Linked DNA regions of Homo sapiens: all the other regions are linked to region 2. A link is a loop called in an ENCODE intact Hi-C map of the cell type or tissue named here. Cell type or tissue: mammary epithelial cell. All regions are shown on one strand.

Region 1 (8,000 bases), 180 kb after region 2:
AGAGAGAGAGAGAACTATAGATTGAGGAAGAACAATGAAAGAAATAGACATAAAGCAGTGAAAACAGACTATCATCATTAGACATGCATATAGAAAGATAAGAAGAGAAATTTGTGCAATAAGACTATATAGAGTTGCCTGTAAGAATATACAAATGAAATTAAGATAAAAATATATGATTCCTCACATCATACGCAGAAAGTTACTCAAAATAGATTATATACCTAAATGTAAAAGCTAAAACTATAAAACTCTTAGAAGAAAACACAGGAGTAAATCTTCATGACATTGGGTTAAGCAATAGTTTTTTAACTACAATACCAAAAACACAAGTGACAAATAAAAAAATAGAAAAATTGAATTTAATAAAATTAAAAACTTTCAAGTTGCAAATGATACCATTAAAAAATGAAAAGATGACCCACATAATAAGAGAAAATATTTGCAATTCATATATCTATAAAGTGCCTTTTATCTAGAATATGTAAAAACTCTTGAGATTCAATAATAAGAACATAATACAATTTAAAAATGGGCAATGGATGTGAATAGACAGTTCTCCAAAAAAGATATACAAACAGCCAACAAGCACACGAAAAGTTGCTCAACATCATCAGTCATTAAGGAAATACAAATTAAAACCACAATGACATACCACTTCATACCCACTAGCATTATTATAGTCAGAAAAAATAGACAAGAACAAGAGTTGGGGAGGATGTGGAGAAATTGGAACCATTAATACACTGCTGTGGGGATGGACATGGTACAGTCACTGTGGAAAACAATTTGACAATTCCTCACATAGTTAAACATAGAGTACTATATGATTCATTAATCCCACTCCTAGCAAAAATGAAAATTCCATGCAAGCAAAATGAAAACGTATATCCACTTAAAAACTTGCACATGAATGTTTCAAAGCAGCATTATGCACAATAGCCAAAATGTGAAAACAACATATGCATCCGTCAACTGATGAATGGATAAACACAACATGGTTAACCTATATGAGGGAATATTAATTAGCCATAAAGAAGAATAAAAATCTGATACACGCTCCAACGTGGTTGAACCTTGAAAATGTTATGCTCAGTGAAAGAAGTCAGTCACAAAATACCACATACTGTATGATCCCATTTATATAAAATATCCAGAATAGGCAAATTTGTAGAGATGGAAAATAGGACTTGGGGGAGTGGGGTGTGACTACTTTGGCTACAGGATTTCTTGGGGTGAGGAAAACATTCTAAAATTAGATTGTAGTGATGATAACACAGCTCTGAGAATACACTAAAAACATTGAGTTGTATACTTTAAATAAATGGATATGTGAATTATCTCAATAAAGATTATATATGTGTGTATACATATGTGCATATACATATATGTTGTATGCATAAGTACATATATATCTACACACACACATATATACACGTCTGTGAGACTATATCTATAAATCTTGGTGAAACCTAAATTACATTTATGAACCGTAGAATCACAAACTCCTTGAGATCCAACCTCTCTGCCATACTAATTCCCTCTAAAAGATAGGATAAGCCTCTGTTTGAACCTCAGTTAGGTATCTTTCCCAAGTGTGCTGGGGATACTAATCACCTACATTGATTGACATGTTCACAAGAGGTCAACCCATAATCCAGGAAAACTGTGTATTTCCTTTGGTGATTACTACATTTTAAAGGTCTTCCCTATTAATAGTCGTTATCTCACACACTCTACCTGGAATAGAAAAGATCTTAGTTTATGAAGTGGAGCTTATTCAGTCTAGTTCACTCAACATATATTTACAGATCACCTACCAGATTCCTCACATTGGATTAAGAATAGTCACCATCATTTAGTCAACAAGCACTCCCTGAGCATGTATTCACTGCCTCTTCCCCAGGGATCTTACAGTCTAATAAGGAAAGCACAAAGATACACAGACAAGGCACTGCCTTCCAAAGACTTTAACATCCACTCTGGAGAAACAGCCACGCATGTCAAGCAGTGAGTGAGAGGATGGGCTGTGAATCTCCAATTATGAAGTTGGGTAGCCAACAGCACAAAAAGGCCAATGTGTGGGGCAGGATTTCCAGATTTAGCAAATAAAAATACAAGATTCAGATAAATTTGAATTTGAGGTAGACTACAAAATTTTTTAGTATATATGTGTCCAAGGGACACGAAGAGTTAAGAAAGATATTTCAATACTAACAATGATGAAAGGATGATGGTGATAATGGTGAGGATACTGATTCAATCATTCATTCATTCATGCAAGTATTCACTCAACAAATATTTATTAAGCATTTACTAAGTAAGAAGCACCATGCTATGCCCTGTGGAGACAGTGGTAAGATATGCAAACTATTAAATACAATTCCAGTGCTGAATGAGCTTTTGGTCAGCAGGACAAACCCAAGGGTCACAGAGACAAATAGCCAATGATAACCTTGATTAATATTTGACAGGAGAGGTCCACAGAGCAGCAAAAGCTCCCTAGGGGTGGGTGAACAGGACAGGGGAGAGCTAACTGGGCCAGGGAGGGCTTTCCTGAATAAGCGGCTATGGGGCTGAGATCTGAAGGATAAGTAGAAGCAAAGGAGTGGGAAAAGCATGCTAGAAAGGGAACTCCATGTGCAAGAGGAGTGTGTGGGGGGCAGGAGGGATCATGGCACCTTCACAGAACTGAAAGCAGCCAGTGTGGTAACAGCGGGCAGAAGGGGCCAGTTGGTGCCTGGTTTTAAGAACCAGGTCTATGTCCTTAGACCGATAGCAACTGTTTTAGGTAGAGGCGTGATGGGACCAGTCTCCAGGTGCCCTGTGAGGAATGGTGTTGGGAAGTTGAGCGGAAGCAGAGAGACAGGGATGGAGACTATTTGTTTCAACACAGGAAATGAATCGTTGACCCTATACTAGCACTAGGCACCATCAGACATAATACTCTCTCGTTTGAATCTCAAGAAGTGAAAACCGCAGTTAGGAGGCTGAGTGGCCCAAAGAAACAGCAAAGTCTCCAAGTCAGACACATCTGCGCTTACCCTGTTGCTTCCCTCCAGCCAACTGTGTGTCACACCAAGTCACGTGCTCTCTCTCGGCCTTTTTAGTTTCATCATACATACAATGTAAACAATAGCTGCCTCATAGGTGGTTGTAAAGGCTAAAGAAAAGATATGTGAAGAGTCAAGCCATGAATAAGCCCTCAATAAAGGTAATTATCATTATTGCCATTATATTATTATTATTGCTTAATTGTAGCCATTTTTGTTACATCATGATGCCACCTAGTGGGAAAATAATCATTTCCGAAACAGCTTACAATGAGCCAGAATTATTTGGAGTATGAAATCACATAGGCTGATCATGTGACATGAGGTGTGATTGAAAGGGAAACAGAATGGAGCTTCAGGCTAAGGTTCCAGCTCTCATATGTACCCTCCAGGTGGGCACTCCGCATCTCTGTCTTCATCTCTCAGTTCTGTTGGTTTTGTTTTTCTTGTTTATTTATCAAAGAATGCTATAAAAATAAAACGGAATAAATACTACAATTTTCTCTAAATTAATATGTCAACATAAGCATAGGAGTGTCTTCCCCTAGACACATGTGGCATTTCTAGTCCCTAACCCTGGGACTGGCAGAAGGGAAGCAGGTACTATTTCCAGATTACATGATGAGGTCACTCTGAGGTTGTCTGGACAAAGCAGTGTGTTTTCCGGGATGTCTGGAGACTGAATTGGGCCACCTTTCCTGGAAAACACTAATCAGCTTGGAGGAGTGGGTTACTGGGGAGGCAGTGTGTGTGTATGTGTGTGAGGATCAAGAACAAGGAGCAGGTGGTACTAGAGGAAGAAATTTTATGTGATTTAGGATCTGATGTTCCACAGAGGGGTTTTGCAGGGGCATGGGGTTAGGAGCTTGGGGAGTTTGTACAGAACACAGGGTTGAGTCCTCTGAGAAGAGTTTGTCTTAACATCTCTAGCACCACAAGAGAAGAAAGAATGAGAGGGGAGGAAAGCTCAGAAAGGGAGGTCCATGTTTAGTTGGGTCCTCCCATCACTGCTCCTCTGCAGAAAGGGCCCAGGTCAGCAGCAGCCCCTACAGCTGTGGCAGCAGCCAGAGCCCTTAGTGGGCTCACACTCACAGCAGTCAGGGTTCTAGGTCTGGTATCAGTGGAAGAGACGGCCTGTGGTGGCTCAGTCAGCAGCCACCAATCAGAGCTGCAGCAGCCCCCAGAGCTGGGGCCACAACAATCCCCGGAGCTGACACTGCGGCAGAACAAGACTGGAGGGACACATGGGGCTGGGCACTGGTGTGCCTCACTTAGAAGTGAGGCATTTGGAGGGCACTTGAAAAGGGGCTGGCACTGCTGCTGGTTTTAATGGCAAGACATGTCGGGAAAGGTTCAGTCAACCTGAAAGAAAAAAAAAGAAATCAGTGCACAATATCAAGAACTATTATTTTTTTCTCCTGGATTTCATAGAAACCTACCCCCCAGCAAAAAGCTGGTTCATGAACCAACTTCTACAAAGGAATTTGGAAACTGACTTGGAGGAATGTAAGCCTAATAAATACCCTCCCTGTCTTCAGTCCACTTTGCCTCAACTGGAGTATTCTGGCCTTCTCCCTCCATGCCCTTCAAAGTCAGCCCTACATAAGCCTTCTTTTCCCCAAGGGAAACAAGGTAGTTTAGTCATTTTCTGACTCCTAAACTCAGGGATTTCTGGTGGGAGGATGACATATCCAAGAACATTCATTTTACAGTAAATAAATTGGAAGGAAGTACTACTAAAAACCACAATGGCTGTAGGTTTCACCATCCTTCCCCTCCTCCCTGGCCCCCAGTGATGCCTTCGTCTTTGCCTGCCTTCTTCTGTCTCTCTTTTCACACAGTCCTATTACCCCTGGAGCCGTCTTTGCCAAGCACTCACATGGCTCAGTGGAGGATGCAGGAGCTGTCAGTAATAATTGACAAGGCTAAGGACTGAGAAGCCCTGCACTGGAGCCCTTCTATCCTGGGCCTGGTGTCTCCCTGGGAGTGAGGCACAGACTGTGTATGCAGAACAGTCACTTTCACAACCTGGGAGCAGGATGACTCTTGCCACACTCCCAGCCCTGAGGCTCCAGGATCTCCCTGGACAGAGGCCAAGAGGAATCCCAGGAACTAGAGATGGCCCAGGTATCTGCTCCACAGGCCTGCTGCAAGCCAGCCATTCCACCTTCATGCATTCACTCATTCATTAATTCTGTAAATATGTATTATTTGTCTTGGGCTTTGGTTTTGTAAGATGCTCTTGTCATAAATATGAGCCAAGTTGCCTTGAGGACATAAATGTAAACAATGCACTGTGAAACATTCTATTATGTGCTGTAAGAGGGCAACATGACCCAGAGATGGGCTCCTAAAAACTTTTACACCAGGACAATGTCATGTCCATTTGTATGTCTTTCTGCTCTTCCACATGGATAGCATGTTGAAGGCAGAATCTATACTAGACTTTATTCATCTTCATGTCTCTAGGAATAACCATAAACACAGAGGGTAGCCTTGAAGAATAAATGAGTTAAAGATTGACTGACTGAATAAAAGAACAAATGATTGGCTGCTTTATAGACACATGGGCAGAGGATGTGTCTTAGGATAACATTCTTTGGGCTTCAGAAGTGCTCTGAAGAACAGCACACACTAGGTTAAATGAGACATGACCCTTGGATGTGATTATCTGTCAATGCCTCCATTAACTGTTAATATTCCATTAACAGTCCTACAGGGATACCATTCAGATGGGACATGAGGATGTACAAGCAGGTCAAGAAAGGGAGTGAAGCTCAGGTCACTGATTAGGGAAGAAAATCCAAGGGGCAGTGAAGCAGGGACTAGGAGACAGCCTAAGGCATTATAGGGTCATGGTGGGTCAGTGCTATGAGAAGCTGTGGGGGTGTAGAGGGGGAAGTAACAAATGCTGCCATTTGGTCACAGGAGAGTCCATTGGACTTTGCTTTAAGGGAGAGTACAAGGGTAGAGAATACTGTGATATGTGAAAATCCATATTCTTGCCTTATTGATACATCTGAAACTAGAGACAAAATGACTTAATTTGGCAGATAGTTAATTTGTTCCACCTTGGCAGAGGCACTCTACTAAGTATTCAATATACAAGGATAATTATTCCTTTCCTGAAGGATTCACAGGCCAGTGTGGAAGACAGAGGAATACACAGGTAATTTCTGATAGATAAGCCCTGAGAGCCACTGGAGTGTGGAGGGTGCATAATTCTGCCTGGAGCATGACATAGGGACCTGGCTGATGCCAGGAGCAAGGAGGAGGGCACCACAGTCATTAGGAACAAAGAGGTCCCAGGACCCCAGGCTTTCATAGTTGGACAGCATGAACACTGCATAGAATGGTCAGCATTAGCCAAAGAGAAGGCAAATATTAAGGAACAGTGGTGCATTGTTATTAAAGATAGAGAAAATTCTATGAAGCAGATGATCCCCATTGTCAAATGTTCCAGTGAGCCCACTCCATTTGGCTGTTTGGACATTAATTGTGACCTCAGAGAGTCTGATTTCAGAGAAGTAGAGCAAAAGTCATGATTTAATCTTTCTGTCAATGAATGGGCTTGAGTGATACAAAATCAAGAGTTAGAAGACAACTTTATAAGGACTTAGAAAGGACAAACATGAGAAAACCACCCCTGAGAATTAACAAAAATCTATTGGGACATAAAGCAGTATTCAATTGAGTGTCAAAAATGTGGAACTTACTGAAAGAATTTCAGATGTTTACAAAGGAAGTGAATAATAGGTCTGGACCAGTTAAGGGAGGTTTGCTCAAAGGATCAAGGTCACTGATGGGAGTGGCTGTGATCACAGTGATGATGTTCTTGTTAGTGATGAAGGTAAGTTTAACCATGATGGTGATGGCAAAAGAGCTTCACTGCATGAAATAAATGTATTCCTGAGGGCTTTGTGTTACAATGATGGCTGTGGTATTATACAAAATATGTATTTGGACTTTGTCCCTAGTTCCTGACGCACAGCTCCTAAAACCCTTGGCAGTGAAACCCTTTTTGTTTCTCATAACAAGCCTCTTTAGGCCACACCTAAGTTTATGCTAATGAGACGACTTGTGATGGACCCCCTAGATAGCTTCAAGATTGAGGGTTGGTCACCAGAAAGGCCAAACACATGATTAGAGAGTAGGAACTTTCAGCCTCACCAATAGCTGGTGATTTACTCAATCATGCCTACATATGGGACCTCCATGAACACCCCTGAAGGATAGGTTCCATAAGCTTCTGGCTACCAACCTAGAACATACTAATTTTCTGAAAGGCTGGTGTGACCAGAGAGGACTTAGAAGCTCTGTGCCTCATATCCACACATACATTGCCTTATACATCCCTTCCATTTGACTGCTACTGAGGTTCATTTGTTTTATAATAAACCGGTAATCATAGATAAAGCACTTTTCTGAGTTCTGTGAGTCAGTCTAGCAAATTATTGAGCCTGAGGAGGGGGTCATGGGAACCTCTGAGTTTGTAGTCATTTGGAAACCCCACCTGCAGCTGGCATCTGAAGTGGGGGCACTCTTGTGAGACTGACTTCTTAACCTGGGGTGTCTGTGCTAGCTCTGGGAGTTAGTGTCAGAATTGATTTGAATTGTTGGACACTCAGTTGGTGTTGAAGAATGAAGAATTAGTGCAGAAAACAAACATGCATTTGATGTTGAAAGAAAACCATCCAGCTATCCTAAACTCATTTCATCCTCAAAACAGCCCTATGGTTAAGGCAACTATTTTAATCCTCTTTTTACAAAGTCTATACTAAAGCACAGAGAAGTTAATAACTTACTTCAAGGTCACACAACCAGAATTTTATTGAGATAATATATAGATTTCTAATTCATTTGCATCACCAATGAAAAATCATTCTCAATGATGTCATAAAACACTTAAAATGACCTGTGTAAGTAAAAATAATTATTCATTTATAG
Region 2 (8,000 bases):
CCTCACATGACTACCACTAGATAGAATGGAATCTGGCTTGATGAGTATTTTTAAGTGGATACATTTACTTCCTAAACAAAACCAATATTCTATTAATAAAAGAGAAAGGAAGAAAGATTCTTGTAAGGCAGCTAATATTTCTGTCACACAGAGAAAAACAAATTGATAATGCAGTACAAGGTTGATATTTTAAGGTAGAGATTTTTAGCTTGAGCATTTAGCATCCATTTGTTCTTTTAATGTAAATGTCAAACAAAATACAAAAATCGTATGTATAATTACCAAAAACTATTTAAAAGTAAATTTATAATTCACTCAATAGAGTAATATAGATTAAATAATTTTTGTAAAATTTAACGTGTTTTTGCTTTCAAAAAATACAAAAGATAAAAAAAGAATATACAGCTAAACAGTCTATATGGAAAAAACCATAAAAGTGTCAAAAGTAAGATGATGGCTTATGAAAATTACATTTTTACATTTATGGATGTGACCTGAATGTAAATGTAAGTAAATTGTAAATGTATTATAAATGAATGTAAAAACCAAAATAAAGTTGTTTATTGGCAAGATTGATTTAAAAAAAAGAAAATAACGGGTGCTAGGTGATATTTTGTTGTGGTTTTGATTTGCATTTTTCTGATGATTATTAATGTTGAGCATCTTTTTGTATACCTATTGGCCATTTGCATGTCTACTCAGGTTCTTTACCAATTTTTAAATAAAGTTATTATTATTTTTGCTATTGAGTTGTAAGAGTTCCTGATATATTTTTGATATTAACCCCTTATCAGATATATTGTTTGCAAATTTTTTTTCTCATTCTGTAAGTTGCCTTTTCTCTGTTGATTGTTTCCTTTGCTGTGCGTAAGCTTTTTAATTTGATGAAATAATAAAGCACACAAAAAATAAATGGAAAGACATCTGTGTTCACGGATTGTAAGACAATATTGTTAAAATGTTCATACTGCACAAAGCAATCTACAGATTCATTGCAATACCTATCAAGATCCCAATGGCATTTTTTACAGATATAGGAAAAATAGTCCTAAAATTTATATGGAATCACAAAACACCCCAACTAGCCAACACATTCCTTGGAAAAAAGAACAAAGCTGGAGGCATCACACTTCCTGGCTTCAAAATACATGACAAAGCTATTGTAATTAAAAGTGTGTTACTGGCATAAAAACAGACATATATATCAATGAAACAGAATGGAGGGTCGAGAAATAAACCCACACATCTATGGTCAACCAATCTTCAACAAGGTTGTCAAGAATATATGATGGGGAAAGAATAGTCTCTTCAATAAATGTTATTGGGAGAGTTGGATATCCACATGGAGAAGAATGAAACTGGGCCCTTATCTTATACCATACACAAATATAAACTCAAAATAGATTAAGGATTTATATGTAAGATCTGAAAGAGTAAAACTCCTGAAAGAAAACAAAGGGGAAAGCTTCATGACATTGGTCTTTGAAATTATTTTTTGGATATGACACCAAAAACACAAGCAACAAAAGTGAAAATAGACAAATGGAACTACGTCATATTGAGCACTTTCTAGGCACAGAGAACACAAGGTACATGTTATAAAACCCACATGGTCTTTTTTCTCCCAGAGCTTACATCCTGGTGGGGGAAAAACAGATGATAAGCACATACACGATCAAGTAACAAAAAACTAAATAACGTAATTTCAGATGAGTAATGAGGGCTATGAAGAAACTACGATGTGGTAATGTTTAACTAGGATGGTCAACAAGGACTCTGTGAAACAAAGACACAGAAGCAGGGCCTGAATGATGGGATATGGTCACACAAAGGTCTGAGGACAAAGGCAGAGGAAGAGCAAGTGCAAAGGCCCTAAGACAGGCAGGTCTTGGTGTGTTCAGCAAGGACTGTATGACTACAGCAGGGTGGATGAAGAGCAGGGACTTCCCAAAGCCAAGCAGGGACCACTCCCCCAGGGTATGGGGGCTGTGGAGAGATCTGAGCTTGTAGTGACTTGATCTGAGTTTTGTTTGAGAAATGTTGCTCTGATTGCTCCTGGAAGTTAGGCTGAACCAAGGCAATTTTTTTTTCCTTTTTTTCTTTTATTATTATACTTTAAGTTTTAGGGTACATGTGCACATTGTGCAGGTTAGTTACATATGTATACACGTGCCACGCTGGTGCGCTGCACCCACTAACTCGTCATCTTGCATTAGGTATATTTCCCAATGCTATCCCTCCCCCCTCCCCCAACCCCACAACAGTCCCCAGAGTGTGATGTTCCCCTTCCTGTGTCCATGTGATCTCATTGTTCAATTCCCACATATGAGTGAGAATATGTGGTGTTTGGTTTTTTGTTCTTGCGATAGTTTACTGAGAATGATGATTTCCAATTTCATCCATGTCCCTACAAAGGACATGAACTCATCATTTTTTATGGCTGCATAGTATTCCATGGTGTATATGTGCCACATTTTCTTAATCCAGTTTATCATTGTTGGACATTTGTCTTGGTTCCAAGTCTTTGCTATTGTGAATAGTGCCGCAATAAACATACGTGTGCATGTGTCTTTATAGCAGCATGATTTATAGTCCTTTGGGTATATACCCAGTAACGGGACGTCTGGGTCAAATGGTATTTCTAGTTCTAGATCCCTGAGGAATCGCCATACTGACTTCCACAATGGTTGAACTAGTTTACAGTCCCACCAACAGTGTAAAAGTGTTCCTATTTCTCCACATCCTCTCCAGCATCTGTTGTTTCCTGACTTTTTAATGATTGCCATTCTAACTGGTGTGAGATGGTATCTCATTGTGGTTTTGATTTGCATTTCTCTGATGGCCAGTGATGATGAGCATTTTTTCATGTGTTTTTTGGCTGCATAAATGTCTTCTTTTGAGAAGTGTCTGTTCATGTCCTTTGCCCACTTTTTGATGGGGTTGTTTGTTTTTTTCTTGTAAATTTGTTTGAGTTCATTGTAGATTCTGGATATTAGCCCTTTTTCAGATGAGTAGGTTGCAAAAATTTTCTCCCATTTTGTAGAACCAAGGCAATTTTTGAGGCTCCTGTCTTCTCCCTTACCTGGGATCCTTATCAGAACCCAGCGAGGGGAGCAGGATACACATGTATATTATAAATGTATATTCTAAACTTAGTCAAGAAGAAACTAGTGTTTAGTAAGGTAGCTATGATCTACTTACTCATGACAAATGCAGATCTCTTTGCCATGTATTGTACATCATGGTTTTTCTGGAAAAGTGCATCAATTTAAAAAGTATGTTTTTGTCCATCTAAGCACATTCAACTCTGTTAGACCATAGATGCCCATGTGAGATCCAGAGGAGAGGGTCACTGTAGCCACATGGCCTCTTGCCAGAGGACTTTCTCCTGATGCCTGTCTCCCTAGCAGTGCTTCTGCCTCAGACCAGTCCTACTGCATTTTAACATGAACTTCATCCTGTTATCCCACTGCTGCCCCTCAGAGTTCTTGAACAATCTGGTGCTGCCCTGCTGTCCAGTAAGAGTAAGCATGAGGCTGGCAGGATCTGTCTTTCCACATGGGCTGGAAATCATCCACTTACTTGATTTTCAGCTCCCTTATGCCTATTGCAAAAGAATTATGGAAGGACGTAGTGGATACAAAATATTATCAAGGTCAGCCTGCATCTCTATTTTATCTCCCTTGGCTTCCTGAGCTCCAACAAACTAAACCATTAATTCCAGTCACACCCACAGTGTCCCTCCAACCCCATCTAGGCCTAACTCAGTTCCCTCTGGGGCTCTGCTCCATCTTCTTTTGGTATTCATCCCCCAGTACCTATTCTTCAAAGCCCAGTTCATATACCATCTCCTTCAGAAAGGTGCATGAGCGTACCCTAAGCCTCTGTGGGATTTCCCACCTCAGTGCCCAAAGCATTGTATAGGCATGAGCTCTGGATTTGGACAACTGGGTTTGAATTTCAGTGGCTAGCTGGGTGACCTTGACCAAGCAACTTGTCCTTCTGAACCTCAGTGTCCTTGTCTCTCAGATGAGGAGGATAATCATACCAAATCATGGCATTGTTGCACCAGAAAGTTGAGATCATGCATGTAAAGCCTTTGACACTGACTGACGTGTGGCAACACTCAATAAATGGGGCACAGTTATTGTTAGTAAAAGTACTTTATGCATTTGTTTCATATCCTTGCTCTGTCTGAATCCTTCAGGGCACAAATTTCCTTATTCATCACCGTTTTCTTGGAGGTGTCTCACGCAGACCCTGGATGCCCAAGCTTTGCATTTAGGAGCCTCCCTCAGGTGAAGCCCTTTTCTCTCGGTCCTGCAATTCTACATCACAGCCCTAGAGGGTAGCAAGAGATCACAGATACTTTGGAAGGCTAGCAGGCATCCTGAGTGCTCTTCCTCTTGGCTAGCTTTTACCAGTGGTGAGCCACCCATTATAGCTTCTTGCTCAAACTGTATTTTTATTCCTTTGTGCTAGGAACATCCCAAAAGCAACAAGCCAAAGCCTATCATTGTAGTCCTTTGGGGCAACCTCCTCATTTCCCCACAGACACAGTTTGCTTTAGCTGGTAAGTTAATCAAAATCAGTTAGGATTTCCTAGTACAGAATATGTGCCCTTTACTGGGTTTCATTTTAAGGGATTAAATGGGTTCAAGAATGCAAAATGCTTTGAAAAATTCCTAACACATAAGAAAGAAGCAAAGTCTGTTTTCATGGTCTAATTAGACATGAGTAAAAGGCACAGAGGAAAACAAAAGGAACTTCTGAAATCCCAAATATGCTGTGTGAACCACTGCTTTCATTTGCTGAGCCCCTTTCGTGTGCTAGACACTAACCTAAGTACTTTGCAAGTGTTATTTAATAACGAAACCAATGCTGAAAGGTCAATATTTTTGTCTGCATTTTAATAATGAAGAAACAGATCAGAGATATGATGTAGCCTGCCCAGGATCACATAGAATGTAAGCAGAAGAGCTGGGTTCAATCTCAAGTGTGTGACTCCAGCAGACATCCTTTTAACCTCCACAGCAGTGCCTCACCTGGTCAGCTTGTTTTGTTTGCTTATAAATTATTTATTATTTTTATTATTTCCGTTACCTAGCAGAATGGTCCAAATGTTGATTTCTGAGGCATAAGAGCCAATGTTGTCCTTCCTATGTGTGATATTGTGGCATTACCGTAACTTTTACTCCTGGACAGGACAGTCTGGAGGAGATTTTTAAATGCTTGGAACTAAACAGTAGCATAAATATTGCATATCAGAACTCACTAGATATACAGAAAAAGCAATAAAAGTAAGGAGAATTAAGACTTTAAAAGTTTATATAAAATATGAAAGGCTGAAAATTAATGATCTAATACAGGAAAGTGGAATTAAAAAATAAATGCTAAAGAAAGTATATGTAGGCCGGGCGCGGTGGCTCACGCCTGTAATCCCAGCACTTTGGGAGGCAGAGGCGGGCGGATCACGAGGTCAGGAGATCGAGACCATCCCGGCTAAAACGGTGAAACCCCGTCTCTACTAAAAATACAAAAAATTAGCCGGGCGTAGTGGCGGGCGCCTGTAGTCCCAGCTACTTGGGAGGCTGAGGCAGGAGAATGGCGTGAACCCGGGAGGTGGAGCTTGCAGTGAGCCGAGATCCCGCCACTGCACTCCAGCCTGGGCGACAGAGCGAGACTCCGTCTCAAAAAAAAAAAAAAAAAAAAAAGAAAGTATATGTAAGAAAATACTAAATATAAAATGAAAAATTAATAAAATAAAAGACAAAGATATATTATATGAATCGACTAAGCCAAACCGATTCTTTGAAAAGGTGAAAAAAATAGTCAAAATTAAAAATGTTGACCAAGATAAAAAAGAGAAAAAAGTTAATATGGAAAGTTAAAAAAGGGTTGTAACTATAATTAAAACAGAAATTACAAAAAGAACCGAATTTGTAATAAATCTCAGACTTAAATGAGAAAGAGAAAACATTAGGAAGATTAATCAGTTGCTGTTGAACTTTCTTACTGTAGAGAGACTTTATTCAAAAGGATTATTGCAAGGAGGGAAATGGACCATTGCAATAGGAAGACACTCTGATTATAAGGTCCATAAATATCTCCTGTCAAACTTTCTAGATGTCTACAGTCTAACATTTTTTATGCCCTTCCTCCTGTTTTCTCAGCTCACCATTTTACCCAGGCTGTAGCTATGGCAACCACCTATGCTGAGGAGTATCCCACAGCACCTCACTTCAGCTGCACTAGGTGTCTCTCACATCTGCCCCAGGGCTCTTGACAGCCAGGCTGTGGAACACTCACAGCCGACTACTCAGTCATGCTGGTGGAAGCACAGGGTGGAAACGTGAGGAGGTTAACATCCTCCAGACAACCACTGGTTACTAGACATAGGAGTACACAGAGAGCAAGCATTCTTTTCAGTATCTCCAGCAAACAGTTCTAATATATGTTCTAGATGGCCCTTGGAAACTTCAGGGTGCGGTTTAGCCTGTTATCCACAGGAATACACAGCTCAACAGCACACCATTGGACTGACTTTCTCTCTCTATTGTTTTATTCTTCCTAGTGGCCCTGACTTCTGCTATTTGGGGTCACATCTCAAAATAAACTACTTGTACCTATTCACTTGTCGCAGACTGTGCTTCTTCAGGGAACCAACCTAAGACAGCTCTCTGAAATGTTTTAAAAGTTCTGCACTGCTCGTTACACTTTTAAGTTGAAGTCTTAATTTTTTTTTAATTATATGTGTAGTTACAAAGGATGCAGTTTTTATACTGTATATGTTAGTTCACTTCAATAAAATTATTATATTATTTTAAAGACATTTTAATGGTAATTTAAAACATATAAATGAACAGAATAGTAGAATAAATCACGTGTACATCAACTAGGTTTAATAACTTTCAAATTATGGACAACGTTGTTCATTTTATCTCTCTTACCACTTGCCTCCTACAGTGTTACTTTTAGCAAATCACAGACTCATGTCATTTCATCTCTTTATATCTATAAATACTTTTTTCAGTAGTTATGTTAAATATTATCACACCTTGAAAATACTAGCTAACATCTTTATACTAGGAAATATCCACTCAGTGTTCACATTTCCAATTATGCTACAAATCATTAATTTACTAATGACTTATTTGAAATGACATCAAAATAATGTAGATACATTTTTATTAATTAATACATCTATATATCTCTTAAGTTTATTTTGATCTAAAGGTTCCCAGTTTATTTCTTTTGTCCCTTTGCAATTTTTTATTAAAGAAACCATACTATTTGTCATATGGAGTTTTTCAGTCTGGATTTTGCTGACTTCATTCTCATGGTGTTGTTCAACACCACTTAGGTTTGGGTATCCTTTTGCTTTCATTTGTTTCTATCTGATGCTTCTTCAGATGAATGTGTTTGGCAACTGAATTTGCTATGTCCTCACATGCACAAAGCCTGAAGTACCAGATATTTTATGTCTCCCTGGAGTGGCCCTTAGCCAATGACTTACAGGTACGAGAGTATCACAGCCTAGCTTTCTTGTCTCATATCAATACAGCTTTTCTTTTACATTCCAGAGTTTTCTTGCAGAATCAGGATGAAGCTACCTGCACACATGTTTGCCCAAAATGACAATCTGGTTTCCTCTCCTTCTCTGTCCTGCTACTCCTATGCCCTAACTAGTTTCTCCTGGAAGTACTGCTTTAATAAGTTATACTGCAAATAAATCCTCATCTCAGGATGTGCTTCCAGGGAACCCAAACAATGACAGTTGGTAGCTGCAGTTCTAGGAAGATTCTAGTTGTGGGATTCTGGAGTTGGCTCCCCACAGAAGAGAACAAGAACCCCTTTGCTGGTGGTAAGTGAAACAGCGATAGCCCTTGGCATGTTGTAGTGTTGTAATTATGATCTCCTGTGGTGATTTAGGGCAAGATGCAGCAAAAGGCAGTGCACTGACTTGATAAATAACTTTGACGTTTGAGAGATATGGAAGA
Region 3 (8,000 bases), 160 kb after region 2:
AACTGAAGAAAGGGAAAAATATTAAAAAAATGAACAGATGATCAGTGACCAGTGGAATAATATCAAACATTCTAGCACCCATGTATTTAGAGTTTCAGGAAGAGAACTACAAACCACTGCCCAAGGAAATAAAAGAGGATACAAACAAATGGAAGAACATTCCATGCTCATGGGTAGGAAGAATCAATATCGTGAAAATGGCCATACTGCCCAAGGTAATTTATAGATTCAACGCCATCCCCATCAAGCTACCAATGACTTTCTTCACAGAATTGGAGAAAACTACTTTAAAGTTCATATGGAACCAAAAAAGAGCCCTCATTGCCAAGTCAATCCTAAGCCAAAAGAACAAAGCTGGAGGCATCACGCTACCTGACTTCAAACTATACTACAAGGCTACAGCAACCAAAACAGCATGGTACTGGTACCAAAACAGAGATATAGAACAATGGAACAGAACAGAACCCTCAGAAATAATGCTGCATATCTACAACTATCTGATCTTTGACAAACCTGACAAAAACAAGAAATGGGGAAAGGATTCTCTATTTAATAAATGGTGCTGGGAAAACTGGCTAGCCATATGTAGAAAGCTGAAACTGGATCCCTTCCTTACACCTTATACAGAAATTAATTCAAGATGGATTAAAGACTTACGTGTTAGACCTACAACCATAAAAACCCTAGAAGAAAACCTAAGCAATACCATTCAGGACATAGGCATGGGCAAGGACTTCATGTCTAAAACACCAAAAGCAATGGCAACAAAAGCCAAAATTGACAAATGGGATCTAATTAAACTAAAGAGCTTCTGCACAGCAAAAGAAACTACCATCAGAGTGAACAGGAAACCTACAGAATGGTAGAAAATGTTTCCAATCTACTCATCTGACAAAGGGCTAATATCCAGAAACTACAATGAACTCAAACAAATTTACAAGGAAAAAACAAACAACCCCATCAAAAAGTGGGCAAAGGATATGAACAGACACTTCTCAAAAGAAGAGATTTATGCAGCCAAAAGACACATGAAAAAATGCTCATCATCACTGGCCATCAGAGAAATGCAAATCAAAACCACAATGAGATACCATCTCACACCAGTTAGAATGGCGATCATTAAAAAGTCAGGAAACAACAGGTGCTGGAGAGGATGTGGAGAAATAGGAACACTTTTACACTGTTGGTGGGAATGTAAACTAGTTCAACCATTGTGGAAGTAGGTGTGGTGATTCCTCAGGGATCTAGAACTAGAAATACCATTTGACCCAGCCATCCCATTACTGGGTATATACCCAAAGGATTATAAATCATACTGCTATAAAGACACATGCACACATATGTTTATTGTGGCACTATTCACAATAGCAAAGACTTGGAACGAAGCCAGATGCCCAACAATGATAGACTGGATTAAGAAAATGTGGCACATATACACCATGGAATACTATGCAACCACAAAAAAGGATGAGTTCATGTCCTTTGTAGGGACATGGATGAAGCTGGAAACCATCATTCTCAGCAAACTATCGCAAGGACAAAAAACCAAACACTGCATGTCTCACTCATGAGTGGGAATTGAACAATGAGAACACATGGACACAGGAAGGGGAACATCACACACCAGGGCCTGTTGTGGGGTGGGGGTAGGGGGAGGGATAGCATTAGGAGATATACCTAATGTTAAATGACGAGTTAATGGGTGCAGCACACCAACATGGCACATGTATACATATGTAACAAACCTGCCCGTTGTGCACACGTACCCTAAAACGTAAAGTATAATAAAAAAAAATAAATAGAATGGGGGAGGAAACAACATATTTTTAAATAATGGTCAAAAATTCTCCAAAAGTGATAAAAATTATTAACCCATAGGGCCAAGGAATTAATAAATCCCAAGCAGGATAAATACATAGTAAGCCAATAAATGGTACTGTAGGTCCAGAAAGAGGATACCAATTAGTCTTGGAAGACTGGTGGAAGAGAGAGGGATTCTGAGGGAGGGTGTCTGGGAAAGGTTTGTTAAGGGTGTCTGATAGGATACAGGCTTTAAGTGGTGGTGAGGTTTGGATAAGTTAGAGAGATGGAGATGGTAGGGAGTAGGGAGGTATGTGGAGAAGAAGTGAAGGTTATGACAATATATACAGGGTAGGAGGGGCAGGTGGTCTTTTGTGGTTGGAATGCAGGGCATGTGATAGAGAACAAGGCACAAGTTGAGGCTGAAAGAAAGACTGAGTTCAGCCTGTGGAAAGTCCATTGTCAGGGCAAGTGACTGGGCTGTATTGAGTGTTCGTCAGAAATCCATCTCCTGAAGGCTTTAGTTAAATTTTATTTTTTAAAGTATATGTTTATTGTTTTAGGATGGGAAGAATGATCACATTAGTGCTGGATTCTAGTATGGAAGAGGACTTTAAGGGAGACCCTGTGAGAGAGGGTGACATGGTTTAGCTGTGTCCCCACCCAAATCTCATCTTGAATTGTAGTTCCCACAATCCCCACATACCATGGGAGAGACCCACGTGAGGTAATTGAATCATGGGGGTGGTTACCCCCATGCTGCTGTTCTCGTGATAGTGAGTTCTCACAAGATGTGATGGTTTCATAAGGGACTTTTCACCCTTTGCTCAGCACTTCTCCTTGCTGCCGCCATGTGAAGAAGGATGTGTTTGCTTCCCCTTCCACCACGATTGTAAGTTTCCTGAGGCCTCCCCAGCCATGTTGATCTGTGAGTTAATTAAACCTCTTTCCTTTATAAGTTACCCAGTCTTGGGTACTTTTTTGGGGTATGTCTTTAACAGCAGTGTGAGAACAGACTAACACAGAGGGCAACAGCAGTAGAAAATGAGATGAGAAAATACCATTGCTGATAATCGTCAAATATTACTACATATCCACACTCTCATAGTCACAATTTCCAATTCCAGCACCCCTAAAAACTGAGTTTTTGTCTGATTGTTGACAATATTCATATGGTGGCCGAAAAAAAAAAAAAACCTGACCAGAACAGACAGTGAACTCCCTTCACTTTGCTGTAAATATTCTTATTTTCTGTTGTAAAAATATAAATGTTCTCCCCAAGGAGAAGGATCCCTGAAACTTTAGGGATAGCAGATGGTCCTGGACTGCCCACCCTTACCTTGCCTGCCTAACATGTGGTCAAGTCCTTGGTTCTAATTCCATCATATTGAGACTGAACATGGCCAATTTTGAAGCATACCTGCAGTGTTACTAATGAATTTGATTCATTGTATTACCCTCCTTAAAAAAAAAGTTCTAAATTTCGAAACACATCTGTTGCCAAGGATCTAGGATGAAAGTCATTGGAGGAAGAAATAAATCTAGCATTTTTCAGGAGCAACAATCTATCTCTAATAATCACTACTTTGTTTAAGAGAACCTTGTATCAGTCTGTCTGCCCAAATTCTTAGACTTAAACAAGACTCAGATTCTCTCCATTTGTAACTGATACCCCAAGATTCTCCCCACTCATAATCATATCACCAGCCCTAATTCATAATGTGTTCCTAATGTTTTTACTTGTTCTCAACTAGTCTCCTGTGTTCAGTGGGTACCCAGAAGAGCAGTCATGGGCACCCAGAAAAGCAGCTGTGGGTATCCAGAAGAGGATCTGTAGGCATGCTCTTGAAGTCCCCCCAAGGGCCCTTGTGCATTTTTGTCTTTTTCTCCTTTTACCTATTAAACCCATTGACTAATCATCAATACAAATAATTCCTCTTTGTGTTAAAAAGACCTGTGTTATACTTTTCCAAGACAATAGAATTTCCTGCTTATACATTTTTCAAGTTGCCACTAGCACTGCATGGCAACTAAGTAGGAAGGTTAGAAAGTGAGTATTCTGAGCTCTTGGACAAGTTTGCCAAATAATGATTATAATTACTGGCACAGATAATCTACTCACAATTGCCATAATAGCCAAGATAAACAACTCTTCCGTAATCAGCATGCAGATCCCTTGGGGAAAAATTAAAACCTTCTGTATATCCTTAAAGTTGTAATTGCTTGCATGTATTTGCATGTATTCGTGCCTTATAGAGACTTTTTATTTTTAATGAATGGGAGGTTCTTGGGATGGAGGTAAGGGGAAGGTGTGATTCACTGTTGGCTTGGGATGGCCCTGAGGACAAAGCCTAAGACTTTCCTCTAATTCAGTGGTTCTCAATGGGGTGAGGTTGGGGATGGCCTGACTCCCACACCCCAGAAGAGGGCATTGGACAGTCTGGATAAGTGTTCGATCATCACAGCTACTGTCATCTAGTTGGTAGAAGCCACAGATGCTGCTAAGCACCCTTCAAATCACAGAATAGGCCTTCTCTAAGAAAGAATTATCTTGTCCAAATCGTCAGTAGTGCTGAGGATAAGAAATCCTGCCCTGGTACAGGAGGATTAAGACTATACTCACTGGAGACACCTCCTGGATTTCTCACCGAACAAAGCAAACCTCAGAAGAATGCTGATGAAATGCTGTAGAAATGACTGATTAATTAACTTATTGCTCAATCCAGATTTCACATTCAGGCCAGGTCAAGGAAGGACAGCTTTCAGTGACTAAGGACCCAATCCCAATTCGAGCCTAAATAGTATTTCTGATTGACTGCAAAGCCTCCCCTGTCTCATATTTCCTCTCCCTCTGGTGAACTAAGGAGCCGTGCTGATGGCACACTGGCTGAGTGGCATCAATACACTGATGACCGTCTGTGATGGCTGCTGACCTTGCTGTGCTTAACCCCACCCTCACTCTGACATCTGGACTTCCTTCCCCCAGATCTTATACTTCCTCTAGACTCAGTGTTTTGCTTAAGGCATTTTTCCAATTCACCCTATCCGTGTCCTCTCTGCTATTCCATAACCCACCACCGCTTCAATTCCTCCTCCTTGAAGCTTCCTGCCTGCCCCTGCTGACCACAAGCATCCCTACATGTGCATCCCTGCGGCTCATTCAGTCTCTGCTCCTGCCTGGGCTTGAATAACCCTTGTGGCCCACCTCCTTCATCAAACAGGCCATTTCCCAAGCCAATCATCCCCCTTTTCTCCAGGTGAATATTTCACTGCCAAAAGCAAATATATTTTTAGTGTTTTATAATATACTATTTTAAATAGCTTATCTCATTTAATCCTCAGAGTGATCCAGACAGGTAGACATATTTTCAGCTACATTTTATAGATGGGGGAACTGAGAGCCAGAAAAATTGCCTGAGTCAACACTTCTCAGCTAATGAGTGGTACAACTGGGCTCAAACCCTCCTCTCATGATGCCTCTTCCATGCCCTTTCTATTGCTGAGTATTTAGGCCCCACAGCCTCTCAGCCCCTTCTTCCACACATCTAGCTCAGTACTTCTCCCCTTTTTGTACTGTTTGGGATGCTTGCCCAGGTCGTCTTCTTTGCTATATATGTTCTGATTTCCAGATTAGTTGTATGTTTTGATTTATTATATAATTTTTTAAAATATGCCCAATGTTTTCTTTTCTCTGCTAGAATTTAAACTCCTTGAAAATAAGGATCTTGTTTTGTTCACTGATTTATCCCAATCATCCAAAATACTGTCTGACACATAATAAATATTCAATTAACAATGACTAAATGTTTGTTAAATGCATGGATGAACAATATATTTCATTTCCAAACAGTTCTATTACTTTTTCTTTATTTCTAGCCAGAATCTTCTTACAGTTTCCATGCATTGAAACTGAACTCTTTGTTTTACCAAAAAAGCTGATTCTTTTTCTAAGTGAAAGCACTATAAATAATGCAAGATGGAAGCGTGCTAGTCCCTTCAAAACATAGTGTTACTCTTCCTTCCACAGGGAGGCAGATCAAGTTTTGGAACAAGATTAGCCTAGGCTTGAATTCCATCACTATCACGTCTTAGATGTGTGACCAAATAAGCTAGTTAACCTCTCTAGATTTTGTGTCTTCTAATGTCTGTAAAATGGGGTGAATGATGTCACCTTTCCAAGTTGTGAGCATGAGGAAGGATTTCCCACCTCAGATGGTGGCTGGCACATAGTAGATCACTATCCTCCAGCCCCACACATTTGACCTGAGCTGACCACAGTGCTCAGGTGTGCGCATATCTGTGCCAAGCAGAATGACCCCATCACACAGAGCTATTCAGAACAGGAGTTCATTGCCGTTTGGCACAATCTCACTCTTGGCCCACACTAAGATTCTAATCAACCAAAATTTCTTCATGTGTGCAACTGTGCATATACCCACTCATCTTCTACAAGTGTGGCTAATCTTTAATGTACATTAAAACTTAATGTTTACTTTAATTACGTTTTGTCTTGTCAGATTAAATTCATTATTCTTGCCCATGTTAAATCAGAATTTTACTCTTCAATTCTCCTTCATGACTTGAAGTAACCTGAAATTTAGGCCAGTTTCTTTTCAAGCTTCTCCCCAAGGTGCTGATAAAAAGTTCATTACAACAGGGCTGAGAATGGAGTCCTGGGACCAGCATAAAACTTCCATATAGTGTTAGGAACCAGGAAGGATATTTAATTAATGAGGACCTACTCCTCACCAGGCTGTCTGTCACTAAGTCAATGATGCTGATAGCATGCCTGCTGTTATCTCTGAGAGGGGAGAAGACTCCCCTCTCTCCTCCATCATCAGCTAACTGCCACTCATTTGTCTCATCTCTGACTTGTAGTTACCTCCTTTAGGCCCTGGACTTGCTAAACTTCCCCCTTTGTGGGTTTCCATGGTACTCTGAGCCTCCCATATTGAAGTTCTCACTATATTATTGTCTGCATTGCTCACTAGTGTATCTCCAGGATCAATACCAGTTCCTGAAAGACAGCAGAGCCTCAATAAATATTTGTCAAGTGAATGAATGTGTTGACACAAGTTCATAAGTGGTTTCCTCCCTCCCTGATGGGCGTGCACTAGAGAATAGAGGAAAGGTGTGGATCTAGCTCAGGGTTCCTATGACAAGATGTGATGGGTAGATTTGGCACAGCTTGGGTTATTCCTAGGCCCCTAGATAGGTCTAGCTTAGCCTTCCAGAACAGGAAACACCATCTTTTGGAGGAATGAGCTGGATGGTCTCTGGTGATGAGAAGCACATAGATCATCAGGCATCACCCCGTCTTCCTGACTAGTCTCAGGCATAGGCATGTGGATCCTCTAGAATCCATTCATGCCATGCCAGAATTCATGGTTCCCATTACTGCTGTCTACCTATGGATTCTAATATGAACAGCTGAGCTATTCTCTGATGCATAACAGTTGTATTTGTTGATTCACTAAAGGGTGTTATAATGTGTAGGACAAACTGTGGGATGTGGAATTTCTTTCTCTTAATGTCCAGGTAATGCCTGGGTAGAGGAGAGATATGCTATGGCTAGACCCCCATCTCCCATATGTCTGTATGGGAGATTTTTGGTGGCAGTGAAGTTGGGGATTTAATTGTGGAAAAGAAAGAGATTCCTTCATCTTAAGGTACTTCTAGACCAAGAGGTAGATAATTTGTGTCCCCACATGGACAATTACATAAAACCTCCTACAAGAAACCAGTTAACAGTCAGCTCTGTCTTCACCACCACTTCCACATCCTACACATGCTGGGGCCAGATATGTACAACTTTCAACCCTCCTCCTAGGCAGTGAGTAAGCTCACACACCTGGATATTCATTATAGAAATGGTTTTCACTTCTGATTGATCAGAATAATTCTCAAATGGAGGTCCCCGATTTTCATTCTGGAAGTTCAAGCTAAGTAGTTCTAGGATGTATCCTGGGATTCTGTGTCTTTGAGTACCCCAGATAATTTCACTCTAGCATACTGCCTTCCACAAAAAGGAATTTTAGATAACCCACCTGGTCTGGAAGGAACCTCTGAGAACATCTTTCATTCTACAGTGAAGATCCCACTGTGGAAAGCTTAGAAAGAGAAGAAAGATACAGAATTGCAGAAGAATGTAGGCAGGATTCCAAAGTGAGAAGCGTGATCTTCAGGCCCAATCTCTCTCA

What was found. A loop is a pair of places that touch in the nucleus more often than their neighbours do. Peaks named below come from ENCODE experiments on the same cell type or tissue, not always from the same donor. Only the 100,000 strongest peaks of a DNase experiment are listed, where the experiment ranks them.
Region 1: a loop joins it to region 2, with 9 times the contacts of the local background. A loop is called at or near these places in 2 of 110 quality-filtered maps.
Region 3: it touches region 2 in a loop (7-fold over the local background); 2 of 110 quality-filtered maps call a loop at or near these places.

Annotation. Positions count from the first base shown.
Region 1 is chr1:152,740,693-152,748,692 of GRCh38, reverse strand. It overlaps the pseudogene LCEP1. Among named protein-coding and RNA genes, the nearest start is that of KPRP, 13 kb to the left of the region's middle. In mammary epithelial cell, a CTCF peak has its summit at 3,312 (motif pointing left); DNase peaks (open chromatin) are centred at 662 and 5,092; H3K27ac peaks cover 1,065 bases.
Region 2 is chr1:152,922,632-152,930,631 of GRCh38, reverse strand. It overlaps LINC01527 (long intergenic non-protein coding RNA 1527), which reads left to right. Exons shown (of 2, transcript NR_183723.1): 2 at 1-751. Among named protein-coding and RNA genes, the nearest start is that of IVL, 18 kb to the right of the region's middle. RefSeq lists silencers at 4,257-4,336, 4,347-4,396. In mammary epithelial cell, CTCF peaks have their summits at 4,338 and 6,289; DNase peaks (open chromatin) are centred at 4,351 and 6,271.
Region 3 is chr1:152,765,866-152,773,865 of GRCh38, reverse strand. No RefSeq gene overlaps it. Among named protein-coding and RNA genes, the nearest start is that of LCE1F, 5.3 kb to the left of the region's middle. RefSeq lists a silencer at 5,941-6,130. In mammary epithelial cell, a CTCF peak has its summit at 4,410; a DNase peak (open chromatin) is centred at 4,495; H3K27ac peaks cover 1,670 bases.